Linked DNA regions of Homo sapiens: region 1 is linked to region 2. Evidence: chromatin loops called from intact Hi-C (ENCODE). Cell type or tissue: heart right ventricle. All regions are shown on one strand. Each heading gives the region's core, and the rest is flanking DNA. Links, peaks and the distances in the headings are about the cores only. Region 1 overlaps LINC01283 (long intergenic non-protein coding RNA 1283). Region 2 has its middle 49 kb from the start of LINC01283.

The links. A loop is a pair of places that touch in the nucleus more often than their neighbours do. Peaks named below come from ENCODE experiments on the same cell type or tissue, not always from the same donor. Only the 100,000 strongest peaks of a DNase experiment are listed, where the experiment ranks them.
Region 1: a loop joins it to region 2, with 5 times the contacts of the local background. A loop is called at or near these places in 3 of 110 quality-filtered maps.

What each region holds. Positions count from the first base shown.
Region 1 is chrX:39,414,510-39,426,309 of GRCh38, forward strand. The region is part of intron 1 of LINC01283 (long intergenic non-protein coding RNA 1283); the gene reads right to left. Among named protein-coding and RNA genes, the nearest start is that of LINC01283, 14 kb to the right of the region's middle. In heart right ventricle, for the core only: no CTCF peak of the experiment used is centred there; a DNase peak (open chromatin) is centred at 4,942; H3K27ac peaks cover 2,006 bases.
Region 2 is chrX:39,478,300-39,490,099 of GRCh38, forward strand. No RefSeq gene overlaps it. Among named protein-coding and RNA genes, the nearest start is that of LINC01283, 49 kb to the left of the region's middle. RefSeq lists an enhancer at 1-197. In heart right ventricle, for the core only: no CTCF peak of the experiment used is centred there; no DNase peak of the experiment used is centred there.

The DNA of each region.
Region 1 (11,800 bases), core at 1,249-9,248, 65 kb before region 2:
CAGTTAGGGAGCAGAGGACTATAGGGGCAGGAGGCCATGGATGTCATCAGAGCTCCTATCACTGGAGCAGGGCCTGTATTCAGTTCAGAATCCTGCCTTTTCCCTGCACCCACCAGGAGCTTGTGTCCTTTTGCTTCTGTCTCACCCCTGCCTAAACCTGGTCCATCTTTCCAAAGCATGAACCATTCCTTCCTGTGGCCTCTGCAAACAACGAAACACCAGTGTCATTAGCGTAAGGACACAGAGGCAGGAGCAAAGTTCACAGAAGATTCCAATTCCACCCAGGTATGAATAGGAAATTATCTGTGGAATGGTCTGCTTCCCCTTAGTTACACATGTGGTTTTTATTTCTTGGGGAAAAAAGGCTCCAGGTGTTGTTCTCCAAAATGTCACCCCCCACTCCCGGCCTTGGCAGGCTCCCAACTGCCTAGGTCTATAGAAGTGCCAGTGCTGGAGCCGACAGCTTCCAGCACCTTCCACAGCTGCCACAGCTAACACAAGAGACCTTTTCTACACATTGGCTTTTCTCCCATCAGAAACACTCCAATATTTGTCCTCGCTGCTCCTCGGGGTGGTGTCTCCTTTCTTCACCTGTGGCATCTCCAGGTTGAACAATATTTTTAGGTTTCTCCCCTCTTGTTGTTTAAGAACCCTCACCCTAAAATCTCAGAAAATGTATCTCAGAGGCCTGAGGGGATGCACCCTGGGTCCCGGTGTCTCTGAGCTGATGGCACGGCATCCACTAGTTGGGTTTTTTTGTTATTTTCCTGGTGTTTTGTTTGTAGACATTTTTTTTTAAAAAAATGAAACAGATACCACATCTTTTTCCTTTGGAAAAGTATATTGGGAGGAAAGTGAAATGCTGGGAATATGTGGGTGCACCCTTACAATGAAAACATCTCATTGTAAAAAAATTACAATAGTATCTATTTGAAAGAAATATTGTATGAGTAAAAAAGCAAGATATCGGCTGGGTGCAGTGGCTCACACCTGTAATCCCAGCACTTTAGGAGGCTGAGGCAGGTGGATCATTCAAGGTTAAGAGTTTGAGACCAGCCTGGCCAACATGGTGAAAACTCATCTCTACTAAAAATACAAAAATTAGCCAGGTGTGGTGGTGTGCACCTATAATCCCAGCTACTCGGGAGGCTGAGCCCTGAGCCTGGGAGGTGGAGGTTGTGGTGAGCCGAGATCGTGCCACTGCATTCCAGCCTGGGTGACAGAGTGAGACCCTGTCTCAAAAAAAAAGCAAGATATCTGGGCAATTGAGACCATCCAATGATGGCAGAGCAATAACCTGCTCTTTTATAGTTACATAAAGTTACATAAAAATTCTTATGAGCACAGCCTCTGCAGCAAGGTGGCAGGGATTGGGATCCCAGCTCTGCTACATACCAGCCATGTGACCTTGAGCAAGTTACTTAATCTCTCTGTGCCTCAGTTTCCTTCTCTGTAATCTGTGGATACTAATAAACTCACCTCTTGGAGTTAACATGAGAATGAAATGAGTTAAGTTTCATACAGCTGTTGCGACAGTGCCTGGGTGTATAGTAGGCACCAAGCGTTTGTTAAAGAAAACTTCAGAAGAGGGTCACTCTCATAACATCATGTGAGCCGAAACCCAGGGCATGCTGGAAACACAGGAAGTACTCGCCATTCTTGTTGTTTTGTCCTCACTGACCTTGCCCCATCTCCCTTTTCTTCATGCTCTTCCTTCCACAATAATACCCTCTCATGAGGCCCTTTATGTATTCTACCTCCTTATTTTAAAAGGGAAAAATGAGAAAAAAAGAAATAAAATACAATTCTTGGAAAGCTGGCAGGAGGATTTGCATTTTAATGGCAGAGAAAATGTAAAGTCAAAGGAATGAATCCCTAATTGTAGAATTTGTGGTTGCTGGTGAGGGGACTACTTGGTGGGACAGAGGTGGCAGGACTGGGCAAGATAGGAGAGAAGGACAGAAGATCAACCTGAAATCCCTCCACACAGGCAGTTGCCTACTGGACAAGAAATGCCAGCCCCAGCTATGTACAAGAAAGTATGCTTCCCGTGAGGTCACACCCACTCTGAATGGAAACCCACGCGTGCCCTGGACTGGTTCTTCCAATTATGGAAAAGGCCCCCAAACGTCCCCTGATTGGCATACCACAAAAGCTGAATCTCTGCAATAATGATGATGATAATGGCATTGGTAATAGCCGCGATGCAGCTGTTACTCAGCCACGTGCATCTTCAGAGTCTCCTGGGGATTGACGGTGTGCTAAGAATAGTCCTGGTACCGGCATTCAAGAATAATCGGGTGACCAAAGTGAACCTCACAAGGTGGGATCCTGCTTGCCAAATGGGCTGCCAGGTGTGAGGGCACGGACTCTGCAATGCTCTACTCTCCTGGGTGGGCTGAGAATGAGTGAGGAGACTTGGCTGTGTGTTCAGGCTGGGGAAATCCTGAAACAAGGGCTGGAGTGAGACTTTTCAAAACTGCAGCACTTGGATTAACCTTGTTGTCAAATTCCACCTGTGTCATAGCTCCTGGGACCTACTCCCTTGTGGACTTTACCATTCAGAGCAGAGGGAGGAGTCAGCTGCATGACCGGTGACTGGCATGGAGAAGATGTAGTGCTGTCAAGACAGGATTAGCTAAAAGTGATAGAAAATGCCAAAGAAGACTGGCTGAAGTTTCTTTCTCTCATAATAAATCAGGTTCAGAGGTGGACGGTTGAGGGCTGAAAAGGTGGCATGACAAAGTCGAAAGGACCAGGCTATTATTGTTATCAATATCATTGTCATTACTATTGTATAATTTGCATGCGGTGAAATACACAGATCCTGATGAATTTTGACAAATGTTTGCACCATGTAATTAACTGCCCAACCAAAAGAGAACATTTCCATCAGCTCAGAAGTTTCCTTGTGCCCCTCTCCAAGTGATTTGACATTTATCACCAGGGAATGGATTTGCCTGCTCTAGAATTCCATATAAATGGAGTCATACAGTAGCTATTCCTTTGTTTCTGGCTTCTTTCACTCAATATAATGCTTTTGGGATTTACTGATGTTGCTGTATCAGTAGTTCTTTTTTATTGCTTATTAGTCTTCCATGGTATGAATACACCATAATTTGTTTATTCACCTGTTGAGGGACATTTAGATTTTATCCAGTTTGGGATTATTAGGAAAAAAATTTGTTACCAACATTTGTGTGCAAATCTGTGTGTGGAAATAGGTTTTCATTTCTCTTGGGTAATGAGTGGGAGTAGAATTGCTGAGTATAGTATAGGTACATGTTTAATTTTGTAGGAGATTACCAGTTTTCCAAAGTGATTCTACAATTGAAGGCTCTATCTTGCTCTTCTACCATTAGCCATTCATGACTTCTACCTCATGGTAAAATATGGCTGCTTGAATTCTAGCCATCATATCCACATTCCAACCCACAAGGAGGAAGATGGAGGAAATTATACGCTTCCCTTGCTTTAATAACATTTCCTGGAAATGTCACACAATACTTCTGCTTACATCCCATTAGTTAGAACTTAGTCCCATGATTGCACCTTGCTGAAAGGGAGGCTGGGACATGTATTTTTTGTTATGGAGACCCACATGCCTAGCTAAAAATTGGGGATCTTATTATTGAGAAAGAAAGTGATATTGGATGTTGGGGGGCAAGAAGCAGCTCTGCTACAGATGAGTGGTCAGAAATTAGTCAGGGATCATTCCTGTCTTGCTTAAGGGTGTTTCTCCAGAACCTATCGTGGACCTTGGCTCATGATATATGCTCTATAAATGTTTGTGACAGGTGGAAGGAGGGAGAGAAGAAGAAAGAGAGAAGTAGCCATGGCAGCCAGGCTCATGACTCAGGAAAGTTTCCTTGAGGTCACTATGCTCTTCTGACAAGAGTGTTGTTCTTAAAGGACTTTCACCATTCTTCAACTTCTGACATTGTTTCAAAACATCTCTTGGATGCAATTAAACGTCATTGTATGAATTGTCAAGACAGTCTTTCAGTGACTTGTTAGGTAAGGGACTTTTTGACATTGTTATCTGATAGAGATAGTTTGGGAATTTTGTTTTTCAGTGTGGAATAGAGTGTGTGTGGGTGGGTGTGTGTGTCTGCACAGGAAACCGTCTGAGGACTTTTTCCTGTCAAGAGTCTCACAATTTGTATGGTAATAAACGTGTTGTCATCAAGGGCTTGTGCCTTGGAAATTCGAAATGAAGGCCGAGATGCCTGAGGGGAGGGGAAGAAAAGAGAGCTGGGAGCAAGGTTGTTTCGAAGCCGACTCGTGGCCGTGACAGGCAGCGGGAACTTTTGTGAGAGGCCTCCGTGTTTCCAGCCGGGTGCCCCTTCAGCAAATGAGGGGGTCATCGGGTTATGTTATTTTATGGTACAAAAGCAGATACGGTCCGCTGCCTCCGCTCTACCCTGATAATTTTGTTTTCCTGGCGAGTTTGCCATCAAGGATCTGACATGCCATTAGGTTTTTATCTCTGTTGCCCAAGGAGGGGCAACGGTGAGCAAGGGTCTGCTTTTCATTAAAGTGAGCCTGGTTGCACGAGCACTTCTTTGAACAAAACAACCACGGTTCACGACAAGGTTAGGGGAAGGCGGGGCGGAGGGAAGGTTATTAGTTATTACCTCTGCTTCCTTAGCGGGAGTGGGGGCTTCTCTCTAGCGGGATTTGGATCCCTCCCTGGGGCGCTGAGAGCTAATTCCACACTCAAGCCATGATCCCCAGGCCCGCCTAAGAAGCGGCGCCTTCTAATCATGCCAAATCATCAGGCTGATTCTGCGACATCAACTGTTACCCATTAGGGAACAGGCTGACAACAAGAAATGCATTTCACTTCCAGTCTTGGCCCTCCCTGGACTTGTAGTCCAAGGAAGCTCCAGTGATCCTGCTGGGGACACGGGCCTCCTGCCAGCTCTTAAGAGCTTCTGCCAGGGTTTCTCTCCCCAAAGGAAAAAGTGTCTGGGAGGGCCTCTGAGGAAGGGGAAAGGGTGAAGGACACTAGCTGGGAGTCAGTCCAAATTGGCTCTGCCCCATGTGAAAGAGCCTGATACATTCAAGGTCATTGATCCGAATTTGTCCCCGCAAAGCAGAACAAAATGAGCAGAGACACACACTCAGTAGCAAGTCTAAGGGGAAAAAAAATATCCTGTAAATCTGTCCATGTTGTTTTCTTTTAAGATGCGGTAGCTAATGTTGGTGTCAGAAAGGGGCCCAGCTGTTTATGGTGCTTACCTAAACAGCCTGCCTGACTTTAAAGTCATTTCTGGCTGCTTCTGCCAACCCAAGTACTCCAGTCCACCTTTTTGTGTCATTCCCATCAGAAAAATCACACCGGTCTGATGCTCACTCTGGCGTGCTGGCCTCCCGTGAAATGCTGTGATCGAGGGTCTCCAGTGGGACTCAGAGACTCCATTCCTCTGCCCCTCCCCCACCATCCTCCTCCACACCATCTACCCACCCACTGCTGGGTGCGATTTATAAGCAGGGGAATCCCCTTAATCCCATAGATATGTGATTTACTTCACCCAAGAATTCGGAGAGCTGCGTCCTCTCTCAAAAAGTGAATTATAACACCAGCATAGAATATCGATTCCAGACATGTGGAATTTTAATCCCCAAGTCCCCACGAAATGCTTCTGTCCATGGTAAATTGGTCCACCATTTCAGCATGTCCAAACAGGTAGGACAGATGACCCCCTCTGGCCACCAACTCTCAGTCACTGGGGGCAAGGTCAGGGGGTTGCGGGGGAATCTGAGAGCCTTCATCTCACTCTCGTGACTGTGTCTGCTCTCAGGTGCTGTGTGCAATTCTATTTTGTATTTCTTGGAACCTGACATCAATTGGGCATTTTTAAATTCCCCTGCTGCCCGCAAAGCCAAAGCCAGGCAGCCATCTTCAAAATGTCACCAGCCATTAACCGTGAGCAAGGATGAATTATGCTCACCACCACCATCAGGTGCATTGAGAAGAACAACTCGCGGAGGCAGACTGCCATGTGCTGGGGGGAGTTCCAGCTCCAAGCCCTGCCCTGGGCTCTCCCAGGACCGCCAACCCGTGTTTCCAGAGATTGTGGTTTTATCTGCAAATAGGTTAGGTTTTAATGGGTAGTAAGCCCCCATAATATTCCAGGCCCTGTTCCCAGCACCACTTCCACAATAACTCTCCTCACTTCCTTGTCACAAGTGGGAATTGAAAGGCTCAGAGCTGTTGGGTACATTGGTCAAGGTCACACAGCTGGTGAGTGGAAGAAACATGCCTGTTACCAAGATCTATTTTCTATTACATCACACCCAAAGAAGCTTCTGCCAATCTTATGCATGGTTTTCACTGCATGTCTCAATAATATAACCAGTCCCAGGCACCTACATTTTAACGCCAATACAGCTGGAGCTCAGACAGGTTAAGTGACCTGTGCGAACACACACTCATGGAGGGAGAATGGGCTCTGTGACATGTAATGCGACAGATATTTATTGAGCATCCACAAGCTTTGGCTATACACAGCTAAATAAGGCACAGTCACTGCCATCGAAAGACTTGACGGTCACATGGGGGCAGACTGCAACATACATGATTCTGCATAATTCCAAGCATGGAATAGTATGTTATTTGTGTTTGTGAGTGTCATGGGATCCCAGGAATGGAGTGAGTCATTCACAGAGGAAGTGACATTTGAGGTGAACCATGAAGGCTGTGGAGGAATGAAGAGGCAGGCATCGAGTAGAATTCTCTGATGGCACACTGCCCCACCCCACAAGCCTTACCCCTGGGGTGGCCAGTTTACTGTGAGCATCAGCAAGTAAATGTCAAACAGCCTGTCCCATCCTCTAACTCAGCACTATACAACAAAACTTTCTATGATAATGGAAATGGTCTAGATCTGTGCTACTCGATATAGTGGCCTCCCAGCCGCAGGTCCCTACTGAACACTTGAAATGTGGCCAGTAGGACTGAGAAACTGATTGTTTCGTTCTATTTACTCTTAATTTATATTTCAATTTAAAAAGCCATATGTGGCCAGTGGCTCCTATAGAGGACAGCACCTGCAGCAGAGAGTGGGACTACAGGCATTAATCTTGCAAGAGGATGGCAGACCGACCTCTGTGCAGGCGATCACTGGACAGTTCTCCATCATCGACAGGCAAAGGGGCAGAAGCATGGGCACAGCCCTCCTAGGGCTAAGTCACAAGGTCCTGTCATAGGTCCAGATGCTCCAACAACCATTCAGTGCTCCCCAGCATCATGTGATCAGTGGGACTAGGTCTGAGTTGCCACCACGTCACCTCCTCCTGGCCCTATAGTCTCTGCTGAGGAGGCTGGAGAAAGGAGGCACTGTGAGAGACCCAGCCCCCATCTCACCTTCTGCTCAATGGTGACCTTCCCCTGGTGACCCTTTCATTGGATGAATGTGTCACAGCTGCCCTGCAGTGAGCAGGAGGGCTGGATGTGGTGCTGGGAAGGCCACCCTTGGTATGAAGCCCTCCTGTCTTCTCTGGGTGCCCCAAGCCCAGGGCTCCAGGATAGAGCTGTCTCCATGCTCACAACAGCAATGAGACTTATAGCAAATGAGACTTATAGCAACTGCATTAGTCCATTCTCTCATTGCTGTGAAGAACTACCTGAGGCCAGGCTCGGTGGCTCACCCCTGTAATCCCAGCACTTTGGGAGGCTGAGGCAGGTGGATCACGAGGTCAGGAGATCAAGACCATCTTGGCCAACATGCCGAAACCCCATCTCTACTAAAATACAAAAAATTAGCTGGGCGTGATGGAACGCACCTGTAGTCCCAGCTACTCGATAGGCTGAGCCAGGGGAATGGCTTGAACCCGGGAGATGGAAGTTGCAGTGAGCTGAGATGGCACCACTGCACTCCAGCCTGGCGACACAGCAAGACTCTGTCAAAAAAATAAATAAATAAAAATAAAATAAAATAAAAGAACTACCCGAGACTGGGTGATTTATGAAGAAAAGAGGGTTAATTGACTCACAGTTCTGCAGGCTGTACAGGAAGCATGGCTGGGGAGGCCTCAGGAAACTTACAATCATGGCAGAAGGCAAAGGGGAAAAAGGGAAAGCAGGCACATCTTCACATGGCGGTACAGGAGAGAGCAAAAGAAGGGAGAAATGCTACACACTTTTAAACAACCAGATCTCATGAGCACTCTGTCTCAAGACAGCACTAGGGGATGGTGCTAAACCATTAGAAACAACCCCCATGATTCAATCACCTCCCACCAGGCCCCACCTCCAACATTGGGAATTACAATTCAACATGAGATTTGTGTGGGGACATAGAGCCAAACCATATCAGCAACTCACCGTGCACCCCAATTAATTAATGCATGTAGCTTTCACTTGTCTTCTTTCCTACACTTTCATTGGGGGAACTATAGAAAATAGTGAAACATGAATAAAGGAAATCTATCCAGAACATGACTCCTTCTTTCCACCTCCACCACTGCCACCCTAGCCAAACTGTCATTGTATCTGCTTTTACAATGGCCCAATCAGTCTGTTCCTCCCTTGCTGATACATAGTCCATCCTCAACAGAGCAGCCAGAGGGATTCTTTAAACCCTAAACCAGATAGAGGCACTCCTTGCCCATAACTCTCCAATACTCCCCATCTTGGTGCAAAAGCTGAAGTCCTTACGAGGTCCTGTGCAGTCTCACAGTCTGCCCCCACTCTTCCTCACCTCTGGCTTCATCTATTACTCTCCTGCTCCCACCAAAGATCTGTCCCAGCTGCACTGGTCTCTTTGCTGCCCCTGGACCATGCCTGGCATAGCCTGCCTCAAGGCCTTTGCACTGGTCCTCTCCCCTGACTGGAGCACTCTTCCCTTAAACAGCCACATAGCCCACTCCTGAGTGTTTTTCATGCCTTTATTCAAATGCCACCTTCCTGGTGAAGTCTTCACTGGACACTTAATTAAATTTGCAATCTCACTCTTCTTCCAATTCCCCATTCATTTCCCCAGATCTCTTTTTCTTCCTAGTCTTATCTCTGTCATACTATAGATTTTGCTTATTTATTTGGTTTATTATCTGTCTTCTTTCACTCGAATGTGAGCTCTATGAAGGCAGGTGGTTTATTTATGCTTTGTACTCTGCTATAGTCACGGTGTCTAGAAAAGTGTCTGATACAATGTAGGCTGTCAATAGATATTTGCGGAATAAATGACTAAAAATCACTATATCTCTGCACTCAAAGATAACCATTGCTAATGGCTGGTTGTATTCCCTTCTAGACTTTCTTCTATTGAGCCTCATTTTGACTGAGTTAAGTAGGAGTCCTGTGGCCATCAAGAGAGTGCTGAGGAGAGAGGGAGGGACAGCTCTCTCAGGGTCTGTATCTGCCTGTGATCTCCTTGGTGGAGGCCTGGGCCTCATCCTGATTGGCCCAGAAATCCACACTTTCAGTTCTCTCAGGGATCATCAGCCTTGGCAGGACTGACCCACATTAACCAAACTCATAAGAACCTGCAGATAGATAAAACCAAAGACCACTTTACTCATTCCTACCCCTTTCCAGTGATTCTGCCCCTCAAGGAACACAGAACACTATGCTGGAAGTCATGGCTGCAGCTGGAGGAGGTGTACTTTGTTGATTGCCCAGAGGGTTGTATTAAGATTTTAGGCACCTTCAAGCACTGAAAAGATTATAGTGTGCTGTACGCAATCCCATGTGCTATTCACAATAAAAATAGTGCTCAACTATGAAACAATTACAATGAAAATAATGTTCCGAGTTTTCCCATTATGATAAAGTTAATGCTTTTAAATATATACGTTAAAAATAAAATTGCTTCTTTTAAAAATCATCTTTGTTTCTCCTGCTTTGTTTGTGATCTGGGCATGTTCTTAGGCTTCCTGTGGGACATTCCAGCCAATATAGTTTGGCTCTGTGTCCCCACCCAAATCTCATGTTGAATTGTATTCGCTAATGTTGGGGGAGGAAACTGGTGGGAGGTGATTGATTGGATCAAGGGGGTGGATTTCCCCCTTGAAGTTCTCATGTCAGTGTGATAGTGAGTGAGTTTTCACAAGATCTGGTTGTTTGAAAGTGTATAGCACTTCTCCCTTCACTCTATTCCTCCTGCTCCTGCCATGTAGGTGTGCCTTCTTCCCATTCGCCTTCTGCCATAATTGTATGTTTCCTGAGGCCTCCCCAGGCATGCATCCTGTACATCCTGTGGAATCATGAGCCCATTAAATGCCTTTTCTTTATAAATTACCCAGTCTCAGTATGTCTTTATAGCAGTGTGAGAATGCACTAATACACCAGCTTGGGTTGTTTCTCCAGCTTTTCTCAACCCTTACAAGCAAAATGATCCTGATTTTTCCCTTGGGGGATTGCTTCCCCATTTTCCAGTATAACCATACTGGAGTGTGGAGGTAGACATCCCTTCCACACTCAGGGTTGGGGTCAACTGTGAGAAGCAATTTGGTGGGACTTCTGAGAAAGCCCGTGGGTAGTGTGATGTGAACGTGCTTTAAGATCTGGTGCTGGGTAGCATTTGGTTATCATAATGAGGTACTTTGGACAAGTGGGGGCCACCATGTGTAATTGTAGTCAAAATGGAATAATACAGAGAAAAGAGATAAAGAGAAACCAGGTTTTTGGTAGCACGATTTTTGTGCTGCTGGGTCAAACTGTGCCTGAAAACAACATTTCTGCTCAACTTTTTTTTCAGTTATGTGAGCCAATTCTCTTGTGGTTTAAGTTGGTTTGAGTTGAGTCTTCTGACATTTAAAATCAAAAGATTCCTAACAGATATACCTTGGAAACATGAATCATAGCACAGAGAATTGAACAGACTTCAGCACCCTTTTAGATAGATTAAGACTGACACATTCTAACATTTTAGACTCTATGAAGACTGCCTATTTTCTGTTGAAAGATATATTTGATTGTTTTATAATTCATCCGATTCCTTTATATACTCCATGAGGGCCAAAATTGTGTCTGTTTTGTTCATTGCTGTTTCCTCAGCACCTAAAACAATGACTGGCCCTTAGTAGACACTCCATAAGTGTTTAGTGCCTGCCTGCCTGAATGAATGAATGAAACTGAGACACAGATAAAGTGACATGCCCAAAGTCACATAGCTAACTATTGAGATAGTAAGGTGGGGAATCCACCATATTATCCTAGCAACATACTTGTAAACATTCTTAACTCATCAGAAAGAGAAGAAAGAACTAATATTTGTTGTTGTCCTTTCCTTGGCCAGATGTAATTTGAGTGTCTTCACACTGTCTTATTATTCTATGTGAATCCCCCACCATACACATACAATATCAAGAGGTGGGTAAGATTACTGTCATTTTACAAGTGAGAAAACTGAGGTACAGAGATTTAAGTTTCTTCCCAAAGATCACAAAGCTACTATAGCAGAAAACAGCTCAGCTTAAAAGAGTCCTGATATGGAAAGCACTTGCAATGGTGCCTATGACATTGGTCAGCTCGGAGAAGATTCTACAGATAGCTAACGCCATGCATACCAGGCAGGTTTTTTACCACATTCCCTTTCAGAGACTGACATTTTGTGACATTGATCCCCAAATCTAGAGGAGACAGATTTCCCTGCACAAATTACATGCATGTGGATAGGCGGGAAAAGAATACCCAGTGGTGTGGCAGTTGCGATGTCATCATCCATGTGAGCTCTATGCTGGTATGTGCGGATGTGAACAGGAGCATTGTGTACTCAAAGGCACGTGTGTGAGTGTGTGTGTGTGTGTGTGTGTGTGTGTCTTTTCACATAGATGATCTCAGAACTGTAGG
Region 2 (11,800 bases), core at 1,996-9,995:
GGTCACATGTGGTCCCTGCCCATGAGAAGCTGGACAGTAGGTTGGACCACCAGGCATTCTGTAAACACAGTAAATGTAAGGAGACACCCCAAGGTTTAGAGAGAAACTCAGATTCCAAGCCAGGCTCTGTCAACCACCAGCTATGTGGTCTCAGCACCTTGCACCACCTCTCTGGGCCTCTGCCTCCCTATCTGTGACACAGGGTGGTAATAACAACCCCTACCTTTTTCAAACCCTATGGGGCTTCTTTCTTATTGTGTGCACGGAGAAGCCACAGTGGAGATGCCAGAAGCGGGAAAGGACCCCCTAACCAAATGGGGAAAATGCAGGGGATTAAGTGAGTCAGAGATCCTAGGAAAATGAAACGAGCTAATGGAAAATGTTTTTATTTGGTGGTAAGGAGAGTGGCTTGAGAGAGTGGAGCCTAATGGGAGAAGATGCTGAAGAATTAAAATGATAACTGATGGGCCAGGGTGGACAGTGCAGGCCTGGAGCAAGAAGCAGCAAAAACACATGTCATCAGGCCATGCAGACCTGAGTCCAAGTGTTTGCTAGCTGTGTGACCTTGGGCAAGTTGCTTGATCTCTGTGAACCTCATCCAGCAAATCTACTTCCAGTCCTCACCTCATAGGGTGGCTGTGGGGGTTTCACAAGGCTTGGCATGCAGTGCACATCTAGTGAGTTAGGCCCTTGGTCTGCTTGGAGAAAGGGGACAAAATCAAGTAATCTCACAAGGGCAAAGGCAGTCAGTGCCAAAGGCACAGGAACAGGTGCATGGGGGCTCCAGTGGGGAACAAGTATCTGGGACTGGGGCAGCCGGGGGCCATGTGTTAATCAGGATTCTTGTGGTTGCAAGTGACAGAAACAGACTTGGAATGAGCAGCAAAGCAAATGTAATGGTGCAGGTGGGATGAGGATGGGGGTATTGAAACAGAGGTGTCAGTGCCCCATCCACATGCACTGGAAGGTGGCTGGTGAACACCAGGACTTTTCTTCTGGCCACTGGAGCACTTTTGGCCCATGCACAGGACCAGCCAGAAGTTCCAGAGAGTTAATGCCCCCAGAGGCAACCTTTGACCAAGGATGGTCAAGAAGCTGAAGGATAAATACCCCATCTCCCTCGTTCTCAGACAGGTACCTTAAAGGCATGTTTCACACTAGTTCCCAGAGTTCCCTAACTGGATTGAGCCTCAGTTGCCCAAAGGGTCATTGGCTTATTTATTCACTCAGTCGTTATTGGCTTCCTTCCCTTCCTTGACTTCCTTTCTCCCCTATGTGTGGCTTCCTGGGCCCATTTTACAAATAAACTACTTAAAATCAAATCTTTGTCTCAGCATCTGCTTTTGGGGACCCAAACTAAGACAAATAGTGAGGCTTCAGGTTTGGCTAGTTCTAGATGCTTAAGCAATGCTCTCAGGTATCTGTTCTTCTCCATCTCTTAGCTCAGCTCTCTCTTCCTCTTACCCCCATCCCAGATGAGGAGAAGAGATATTCAAAGTATTTACAGAAAGATAGATAAAAATTATACTCCATCCCCAGGGTACGGCTAAGCATCCTCTGGAATGATAGCTGGCAAGAAAAGACAGAAAAACATAAGAGAGACAGAAATAAATAGATTAGGAAAAAGACAGAGTGCCCACATTTCTCCCCTTGGCACCTGGCTTGTGGAAAAGCACTGGGCCACTGGGAGATACCACAGAGGGGGCAGACATGTTTGTGCTTGAAAAGAAATAGTTATAAGAGAGCAATGCAATCACATCCTGACGGATGATTGTGAAAATGCAGGTGTGTGCATGTGTATGTTTAGTGACGAACTGGCTCATGGGAGCAGAAGGTGCCCTGTGAGCTGGGAGGTGAGATCCCAAGGCAGCTTGGGTGGGAGATCCTGGGTGTGAAGCCCGAGGCAGAGGAATTGAAAGCAGGAGCTCTGGAAACTGAGAGCTCGGCTGAAGGAGCAGAGATTAGGGTGACTGACCATCTCTATTTGCCTGGGATTGTCTCAGCTGAAGCACTGAAAGAGCTATGGCCTAAGAAATCCTCCCATCCCAGGCACACTGAGACAGTTGATCACTCTAGCTGAGATGCTTTAATATAAGCTCCCAGGAGAACATATATTCTGAGCAGAAGAGCAGGGCAGAGCCCACCTAGATGGAACAAACAAACTAAAAGAGAGAATGATGCAACATCCAAAATACTTTAAGCAAAATGTCTGCATATCTTTCAAAATTTTAAATGTACATACCTTTTGACCCAGAAACTGTACCTCTTGGAGTCTTTCTTTCAGAAATGCTCACACCCAAAAATATATGTACAAGGAGGCTTACTGCGGTCTCATCTGTCACATGGAAAAATTAGCAACACTGTAATTGTCCAGCAGGACAGTAATAAGGGAATGGTTAAAGAAATCATGATCTAGCCATATGGTAGCACACTTGGAAGTTAATAAAAAGGAAAAGTGTTTCTAGATTGTCCTAGTATGAGTTTCTGCAGAAACAGATCCTGAGACAAGCATAATGGTATAAATTATCTGGGAGATGGAAGAAGCACAGGAGGGGTGCGGCTGGGAGGTGGAGGGGAGTGGAGAGGGGAGATGGGGAAGGGAAGGCAAGCCAATAAAAGGTGTGTTATCAGTTAGTTACCGCTGTGGGAAACTGGGGCTCAGTCCTGCTGGGGACCTCTAGGAAATGCCTCCAAGTTATCCCACTCAAGGAGCAAGGGAGCTGGTATAATTAGATATCAACTCCTGAAACTCTGGTTGAGGGCTGCTCCCTGGGCTGTTAATTCCCTGGAACTTCCAGCCTTCCCTGCTTTGGCAGAGCTTGGAGAAAGCCCTCAAGCCAAAGAATGTGTACCCTGGCAATTAGAAGGGAGTGGCACACGCCAAAGTGGTCAGACTCCAGGGATACAGGCCAGGCACCAACAGCATCTGCCAAATATACATATAGTCATAGGAAAGAAACCCCTGATACATTATTTAAGTGGGGGGGAAGAGATTACCAGTACTATGCAGAGTATGACTGCATTTTTGTTACTAAAATATGTGTCAGCACATGTGAATTTTGGGGTGTATCTATGCATATGTGTAAAGGAAAAGAAAAAGAAAAGCAGGGATACTAAGCTGTGATCAGAAGCAGGGGCAGGATTGTCTATTTCCATAGTCTGAATTTTTTCAAACAAGTATTACCTTTGTAATTAATAATAATAATCACAATCGTAATTTAAAATGAAGAGAGAAGTTAAAGGAATTGAATGAGTAAACTATGTGAGGCAAAGGAGAGAAAGGCCCACATCCTTTATCCAAAATCTTCAGCTCAGACAAGTTTTAGAATTAAGAAGTTTTCATGTATTAGAAAGGTAAGACTTGTAGAAACCGTGTTTTATGAAACATCCCATGGGTAATCAGACACGTTGATGGTTCTGTGCTGAGACACGAATAATCATATGAAGAGGGATATATAATAACTCCAAAAAGCCTCATATCAATTGAAACCAGATTTTGCTGCCAAATATATTTGTGCCAAACTTACACAAAACTTGTGGGTTTCCATTGCAGATAAGGGATTGTGGATTGGCAGTAAGAAAAGGAGTTTTAAAAACCAGATCTAGGGGATGACAGGTTCAAGACAACAGGGCAACTATGACTTCATAGAATGATACTGCTTTGGTGGTGTGACATTACTATTGAGCTCCTACCTGGGGCACAGCGACTTGATGGAGGCCCCCCAGACCTAGGTGCTTCCAGGGGCTCTCACTTCCTGATCAAGTACCCATGTCACTTTAGAGCAGCTCTCAGGGGCCAAAGGATCTGCATTTCTAATACATTCCCAGTGGGGCTGACACCACTGGTTGGGGGCTGCACTGTTGAGTAGTGACACCATAAAGTTATTTCAGTTGAACCAAAGTAGGTCTCTATATCCCTTCTATCCATCAGCCCATGGCAGCCACAGAGAACATGTCGAATTGTCCTACAAATCACCAGGTTTCTTTGATCGGGTGCCAGCAGGGAGAATACGACCAGTCGGGGCTATGGTAAGGAAGGGGACCCCAAACAAGAAAGGCCATACTGCTTTTGAAACATAAAGAAGCCTTAAGAGAGAAGGAGACCAGAACCAGAGAGCAAATAAAGGCTGCGTGAGAGGAGAGAAGAGGAGCAGAAACCTGAGTGAGACTACTTAATGCTGTTTTACAACCTGAGTGTCGGGACATCCCAGCCATATAGGCAACTGCAGCCTTCATGCAGGTGGTCTCCTTGCACAAAAGGTTACTTCTAGGGGTGGGCATGGGGAAGAGGCATGATGGGGAAGAGCCACTGGGGAACCTTCTGGGTGACAGCAGAGGGGTTGAAATGTTCTATAGCTTGATCTGGGTGGTGGTTACATGGGTGCTACATATATAAAAAGTCCTCCAGCTGTATGCTTAAGATTTGTGAATTTTACTGTGAGGTTGTCACATAGCAACTAAAATTGGAAAATAAAATAAAATGAGCCTCAGTCCTGGGATTGAGTAGGTGAGCCAGTCCTTGGGCCCTCTCAGAGCATTGCCCAAGAGGCCACTGAGCCATGAAGGAATGACAAATTGCCTAGGGGACTGCAATAGGGGACTGCATGCATTTACATGAACCAAACTAACTAGATGACATGCATCTACCCCAGATGCAATGATTAAACAAATGAAATGTATGCAAAGATGTCTTACGATTTCACAGTCACATAACGTGTGCAAAAGACCTTATTTGGCAAAGATCTCCCAATCCTTTTGTTCCTTTTCCCTAGTCACAGAAAATTTATTTGAAGCATCAATGTGCCCAGCTTTCTCTGAGCCGCCTTTTTGGGTAAGTGTGCCCTGTACTAGGGAGTACAGGTAACTTCTGGCCACTGAGACGTGAGCAGAAGTGAGTGAGACCACTGGAAGATCTCCTTTAAGAAAGATACACCCTTCTTTCTTTCCTCCATATTGCTGTCCTGCAGTTGTGATGACTGGAGCTCTAGCAGCCTTCTTAGATCATGAGGACAAGGAAGTTGTCTGTGGGTGGTGAATCAGTGAGCTGGAAGAAGTCTTTGGTCCCTAGTGATTTTATCAAGGCTCCTAGGCTGGCTGTTCAGCCCGAGAGAAAACTTTCTACCTTGTTTAAACCCTGTTATTTCAGATGATTTTCACAGCCAAGTCTAACCCAGAGAGGGTCCCTTTGCCTGTGTGTCATGGTGCCCTGAGTCTCTCATAGGGTAGTGCACATTGATCCCCTACTGGCTGTGTGCCCTAGATGGTGGTATGGGGAAAGAGGACATCTTGGAGACCATCTACCAGAGAAGTGACACGGAAAGGATGGGATTTGGGAGAGTCAGATCGCACAAATGACTACAAGCTAGTACCACCCACCTCCTTATCGTCACCTTTACAATGTGACTTTATAGCTCCTCCCAGCAAGATGGAATCTATTTCTCTACCCTTTAATCTGGGTTGGCCATGTGACTTACATTGGCCAATGACAGAGTAACAAAAGTGGCCCAACCAGAGGTCTGAAAAGCATTTGAGCATTGGGACTTGCCCTCTCATTACTGTTGGAGCCCTATGATGGCCATGTGAACAAGCCTTGGGCTAGCCTGGCAGAGGATGCCAGATGATAGGAGAGAAGTCCCAGCCAGCTCCAGCCACCACATCAGCTGGCCATAGACAGATACATGAGCAAGGTTAGTGGAGACCTAAGGAGCCCAGCCCAGACCAGAAGAACCATCTGGCTAAGCCACAGACTGGTGAGAAATAAGAAACAGTTGTTGTTTTAGACCACTAAATCTTGGAGGAGCTTGTCAGCAATAGCTGACTGATACAGGGGACATGGCTTTTGAAAAGCCAAGTTCACACCACCTTACCCGAGGGCAGTGGTAGTGAGGAACGAATCGAAACCGATCAGGATAATACAAGACAGCCCAGCCCTTTGCCATTCCCAAGATTTCTCTGTGCCTAACTCTCCCCCACGCCTGGCCCATCTCTTAGCTAGGTATATATCTCCTCCGGGAGTCTGGGGAGGGCTCCAAGCTGACCTCTCCATTTCTCTTAGTGAGCAGTAAGTGAGGAGAGCAGGTGGCCACAGGCGGACAGCCATATAAGCATGACTTTCCTAGGGCAAAGGGAAGACTCAGCTCCAGGAGACAGGGAAGAAGCGGGGGTGGAGGAAGTCACAGCCCTTGGGGCTAGTTTATGCCTTTAAAACATGCAGATGTACAGAGAGACAGAACGAGTCTTTTCTATTATAAAATATGTGCTTAGCATATTTATGTCATAGTTTCAACATGTGCACTGAATCGAGTTATTGCATTAGGGAAGGAGATTTCCTTTGCTGCTTTTGACACACTTTGGTCTGCCTGCAGCCTTTGTGCAGGTGGCCTTCACACACAAAAGGAACCCTGGTGTCTGGCAGGGAGATGACCTGGGGTGGGACCCTGGCCCACAAGCCACGCCTGGCTTTGAGCTTCACTCAGATGCTCTCTAGTGTGTTGCTCCCAAGAAATGCAAAAGAAGGGGATTTTCTGCAAGGAGCTCCATGCAGAGCACTGGGGGCCCTGCTGTGCTGTTTACTTAGAGCAGCCCGCAGAAAGCTGGGGTGCTGGGAAACTTGGAAGACTGCCTGCACCCAGGGAGTTGGCCTCCTGGGCCAGCAGCCTGGGTGGAACCATGAGATGCAGGGCTCAGCTGGCAGAAAAGACTGACCTTGCTTTGACATGCAGCCTTGCCCCTTTTCCTCTCTGCACAAAAGCCCCTTTCATTTTCTTCCCTCCTCTTTCTCGTCTTCTCTCATTTCCCCACTCTCTTTCAATCTCTTTCCCCCGACTTTTTCTATCTTAATTGGCCATAACAAGGAACTGAATTCTTTTTATTATGTACTATATTTGTTGAATACAGTTTTATGTTCCTTGCTCTTAATTTTTAAAGTGGATGAGCTGAACACTTTATGGTTTTCTTTCCAAAATTTTTATATCACAGCAGTAGTCATTAGGGATGTTCACAAATATTCCGGTTCTCCATGTGGGCACGTCCGACACGGATGTCCCCTCCTGTTTTCGAGATACCTCATGGCCATGTCGCTTGTTTTGGCCAATTAAAAATGTGCGCACTCCTAGGTGGAAGTGTAACAGCCAGTGAGTTTTCAGGCCACTTGGTTTTCCTGCTGCTGTGGTGATGGGGGAAGCTTCTGTCGAGGTGAAGACTTTCTCAGCTTGGCATCTGAGGGGCTGCAGTGTGCATATTCTCCCTGCCAGCCCATATCAGGCACAGAGCATAGAGAATAAGCGTTGCTGTATTTAAGCCACTGAGTTTGTTACTGCAACATAGTCTTACCTATTCGAACTGATGCAGTCGTTTTACCGTACATCATCCTAGTATTAAGTATCTTTTCTAATAATAAATCATTTACTGCAATGTCAAAATTACCTATGCTGGTTTTTAATCTTTTGCATGGGAGGGGTCATGATCCCTTTGAAAATCTGATGAGGGCCAGGTGCAGTGGCTCACACCTGTAATCCCAGCACTTTGGGAGGCCAAGGTTGGTGGATCACTTGAGGTCAGGAGTTTGAGACCAGCCTGGCCAGCATGGTGAAACCCCATCTCTACTAAAAATACAAAAAAAAAAAAATTAGCCGGGTGTGATGGTGCGTGCCTGTTTTCCCAGCTACTCAGGAGGCTGAGGCAGGAGAATCACTTGAACCCAGGAGGTGGCAGCTGCAGTGAGTCAAGATTGTCAAGATCATGCCATTGCACTCCAGCCTGGGTGACAGAGTGAGACTCTGCCAAAAAAAAAAAAAAAGGAAAATCCGAAGAAACTATGAGGTCCCTTTACCTAAAAATGTCCACATGAAATTCTGCACGCAGTCGCAGGTGTTCACTCGCTCCAGGGTACAAAACTGATACTTAACCATCACTGCTCCTGCAACTTCAGTCCAAGGTACCAGGTGGAATAAAGTCTTCTTTTCTCCTCATTCTTGCTTCTGCCCTGCGGTCCTGAAACCATTGCAGACACAGAACTCTGACCATTCTAGCGGTGTTCTAATGACAAGAAGTCATGCATCATTTCAATTGCTGGAGCCTTAGCAATCATTGGATTATGAATAATTAGATTTCCACGAAGGTTCCCCATTAGGGTGAGTGAACATCTACAGGGATGTCCTTTACAGCAGACCAGGGTTTGGGCACTTCTAGGGCAACACCTCAGAAACCCCCTGGCAGGGTAGAATTGAAAATAAGTGGTAGCAGGGAGTTAGGGAAGGGGTGGTAGAATGCAATGACAAAGCACTTCACCATGACCCCATAGGCTTGTCCTCATGGATTTATTTGCATAAGAGCCCTTCCTTTATCTGTAACACCATGACCCTACATTTGGAGGAATAAATTCTTTTTTCACTACCGTACATGTGAGACCTTTTTGCCTTTCTGAATGTCAGTTTCATCATTTGCACAGTCTAAATTACTGACTGAAAAAATTCACTTGCAAGCTGGTTGTTCAGAACTAGTAACAAACGCTGCCCCCCACTACCACCACCACCATGAAGACAGTGTTTTATTTAAATGGTTGTCAATCTCCTTAGACAAATTACTGGTTTATCAGATGCATCTGAACATTAGAAAATGTTGGAATTCAAACGTAGGAATCTCTTAATTCAGGTCCTCAGTCCCCAACGTGCACTATTGCTAAAATTACCATTCTCTCTCACTCCAAGTCTCACTGTCTCAAAGTAGCCGAATGCATAAAGGGGTTCAGAGGAAAGCTATTTTCTTGGACTAATTCTCACTACAATGTGAGTGACTGGGAACCCCTTCATCCTTCATTCTCAGTGACTGGGAATCCCTTCATCCTCACATTTTTAAAAATAAATCTTAGAAACCCAATTGGATGCCTAATTGGTGGATCATGTATTTTAAAGTGAAGGCCAAAGTCAAGAGCAGTGAAGGGATGTTTTCTGGGAGTTTGTCTCCTGGGATCAACACTCCAAAGCACAGTTCTTAATTGTGAAAGCTTCACTTCGTCTTTCTACCAGCCCACACAGTTTCTAAAACAAAAGTATTTTTCAAACTAGCTCTTAAGGTCACCATATTGGGGCTTCCTGTGTGTGTTTTTGTGCATCTGAGGGGGTGTCGCAGACAAGAAAAGCAGCAGCTGTCCACAACCATGGGTCACTGATAAGTCCAGTGTCCATTAAGCCAGAGAATGTCCAAGAACAGAAGTATGCTCTATGCCAACTTCTCCCAGAACCTCCTATAACAAGTGAGTGGCATTGTCTGCAAAGCAATCTGGCGTCTTGGGAAAAGGAAACCCTTATTTGAGGGAGTGGGCGGCTGGGGGTGGGAAGAATAGATTTTTCATTCCTCAAAACCACTCGCAGAACATAAAATTAGTCACAGCCCCTTTATACTAGGAACAGAAATCAAATTCACATGGTGCCTAATTTTGCCTAAAGACACATCTCTTTGTGCCACAGGGCTATGTCCAGAGGTCTGACAGATGAGACAGTCTTCATTCCCTTCCAACTGGGTGAGGATGTGCCTCCCAGAAAGAGCTGGGTGCCAAAGAGGGCGTTATCATCTCTTCCTTCATTCAGCAGCTTTGTCTGCAAGATTGGAAAACGGCTAGTTGGTATATTTCGAGGGATCAAATAATTAGTTCTCTTGGAATCTCATTTTAGATTTTAATTCTTAGTCTTAGAGCCAAACTATAGGAGCAGAAATTTCTATCTGCGGCTGGAGGGATTCAGTTTCGGCACACTAAAAAAAGGCCCTGCTTCGGAGGCATTTTTCCATGCATGAATCAAATTATTCCAGCTGGGTTTTACCAACACGTAGGCAATCAAAACCTACTTTCACTTGCTATTTTATTCTTTATTTACTAGTTCTATAAATACTATGATGGGTGTGCTTTTATATTGAGGATGGGGGTGGCAGGCAGAGAGAACAGCTGCCTGCAGCCTTCAGTCCCATGCAGACCTCAGGTTGGTGGGGAGACAGGCCTGCCTGCCTCCTGCCCACCCCAGTCTTTGGGCTTGTGAGTATAGCCACCAGTCTTTCATTTGTCATACCTGTGCAGGGCACCTTTGCCACCCTCCTTTCCTTCCTAGGTTGAGAAGGCCAACCTGGTTTTTCAGAACGGGTACCCAAGTCTGCCAAGGAAACAAAAATAAAATACTCTTAAAATCCAGGGAAGAGGCAGACAAATACAAACTACAGACAATTCTGGCCAAGGCTGGTACATCTGGAAGTGGCATCTGGAGCAAGAAAGGGAACTTAAGATGAGGGGTTGGCCTTGGTGGCCTCCAGCTCTGATAGCTGATGATTTGATGAATTATACTTGCGCTCCAGGCCCCAGTGGATAAACCAGGATTAAGGGGTGAAGTGCCCAGGGAGGCAGATTCTGACTCAGCATCAGGACGAATTTGATAAAGATTAGAGTTGTCTAAAAATGAATTGGGCTGCCTTGGGGGTAGCAAGTGCCCTGTTTCTGCATTTTTTCAAGCATGGGATAACCCTGAGGAGCAGCCACAGAGAAGGGACTCAAAGCTCTAAGGAAGTTGATTTGGTGACAGTTAATGTCCTCTCCAACTCAGGAATCCCACAACCTCCGCTCCAGGGACTCTGAACTTCCAAAGGAAGTGGATGTGCCCCTCGGGCTCTCTGCCACCTTTCCTAAATAGGCATAGCTCCTTCTGCCTATGGGGACCAGAGATCCTCCAATTTGGGCCAGCACAGGGGCACATAAGCAAAGGGAGTCCACAAAGTCATCATTAGGGAGAATATAAGTGTCAGAGGGCAGAAAAGTGTTCCCCTAAAGGTTTAAAATGTGGAAGGCCAGGATATGCAAGCAGGCTCAAAGCTAGGTGGGGAAGGAGGGGACATCCAAGACACAGGCTCTCTCAGCGTCTGGGAAGTTGCCATAGAACAATCAGAGCTTCAGCATGCAAGATATCTTCTTGTTCCCCACTCCTCTTCTCAGAGATTCATTTGCAAGCCACCAGAGTTCTGCGGGGGCTCTTGCCATGTAGCAGTTGTTCTTATTTTGCCAGGACAGAGCTCTTAAGCCAGCAAGGACCTGCAGGTGGGACTCAAGCCACAGGAGCTGCAGGGCCAGTGATGACGTTCCTGCTCAGTGCCGGGGCAGGGAATGCCCACTTCCCTCCATCATCAGCTTTCCCATGTGAGCCATAGCCAGCCTCCAACCTCAGCCCTCTTCTGACAGACTGGGGCTGCCCACAGCTCTGTCAACCCCTAAAGGGCCTTGGGCTTCTGCCTGTCCTTCCAGGCCACCAGTGGCACACACCTGACTGAGACATGGAAGTGGGCCTCAGCATGGCCTGATGGCACTGTGGCCCAGCCATCCTGAATACTCACCTGATGAAGGAGGCAGGAATTCAAGATGGCTGATGTGCTGGGTTGAATAATGTCCCCCTCCCAAATCCATATTCACCCAGAACCTCAAAATGTGGTCTTGTTTGGAAATGGGTGCAAAGGTCCTTTCCCACTGGCGTAAGTCCAGTGAGACAGAACACTCACATAAGTCGAGCAAAGCAGGTTTATTACTCACAGAGTAATAGGCAGAAATAAAAAAGAGAAGCCTAGGACCCACAGTAAGCCAGTCCCCCAAGGCTCAGGAAAGCTGCTCAGGGTGGATGGAGTCTCTTCTGCATGTGCCCCATGTCACGTTGCAGCTGAGGGGCCCTAAAAACACTCGGTCCTGGATTTTATACCTGAACATCACTGGAATTGCTGAGAATAAGCATTACAGGAGAGCCTGTTCTAGAAGGACTGAGGACAGAGCCCAGGC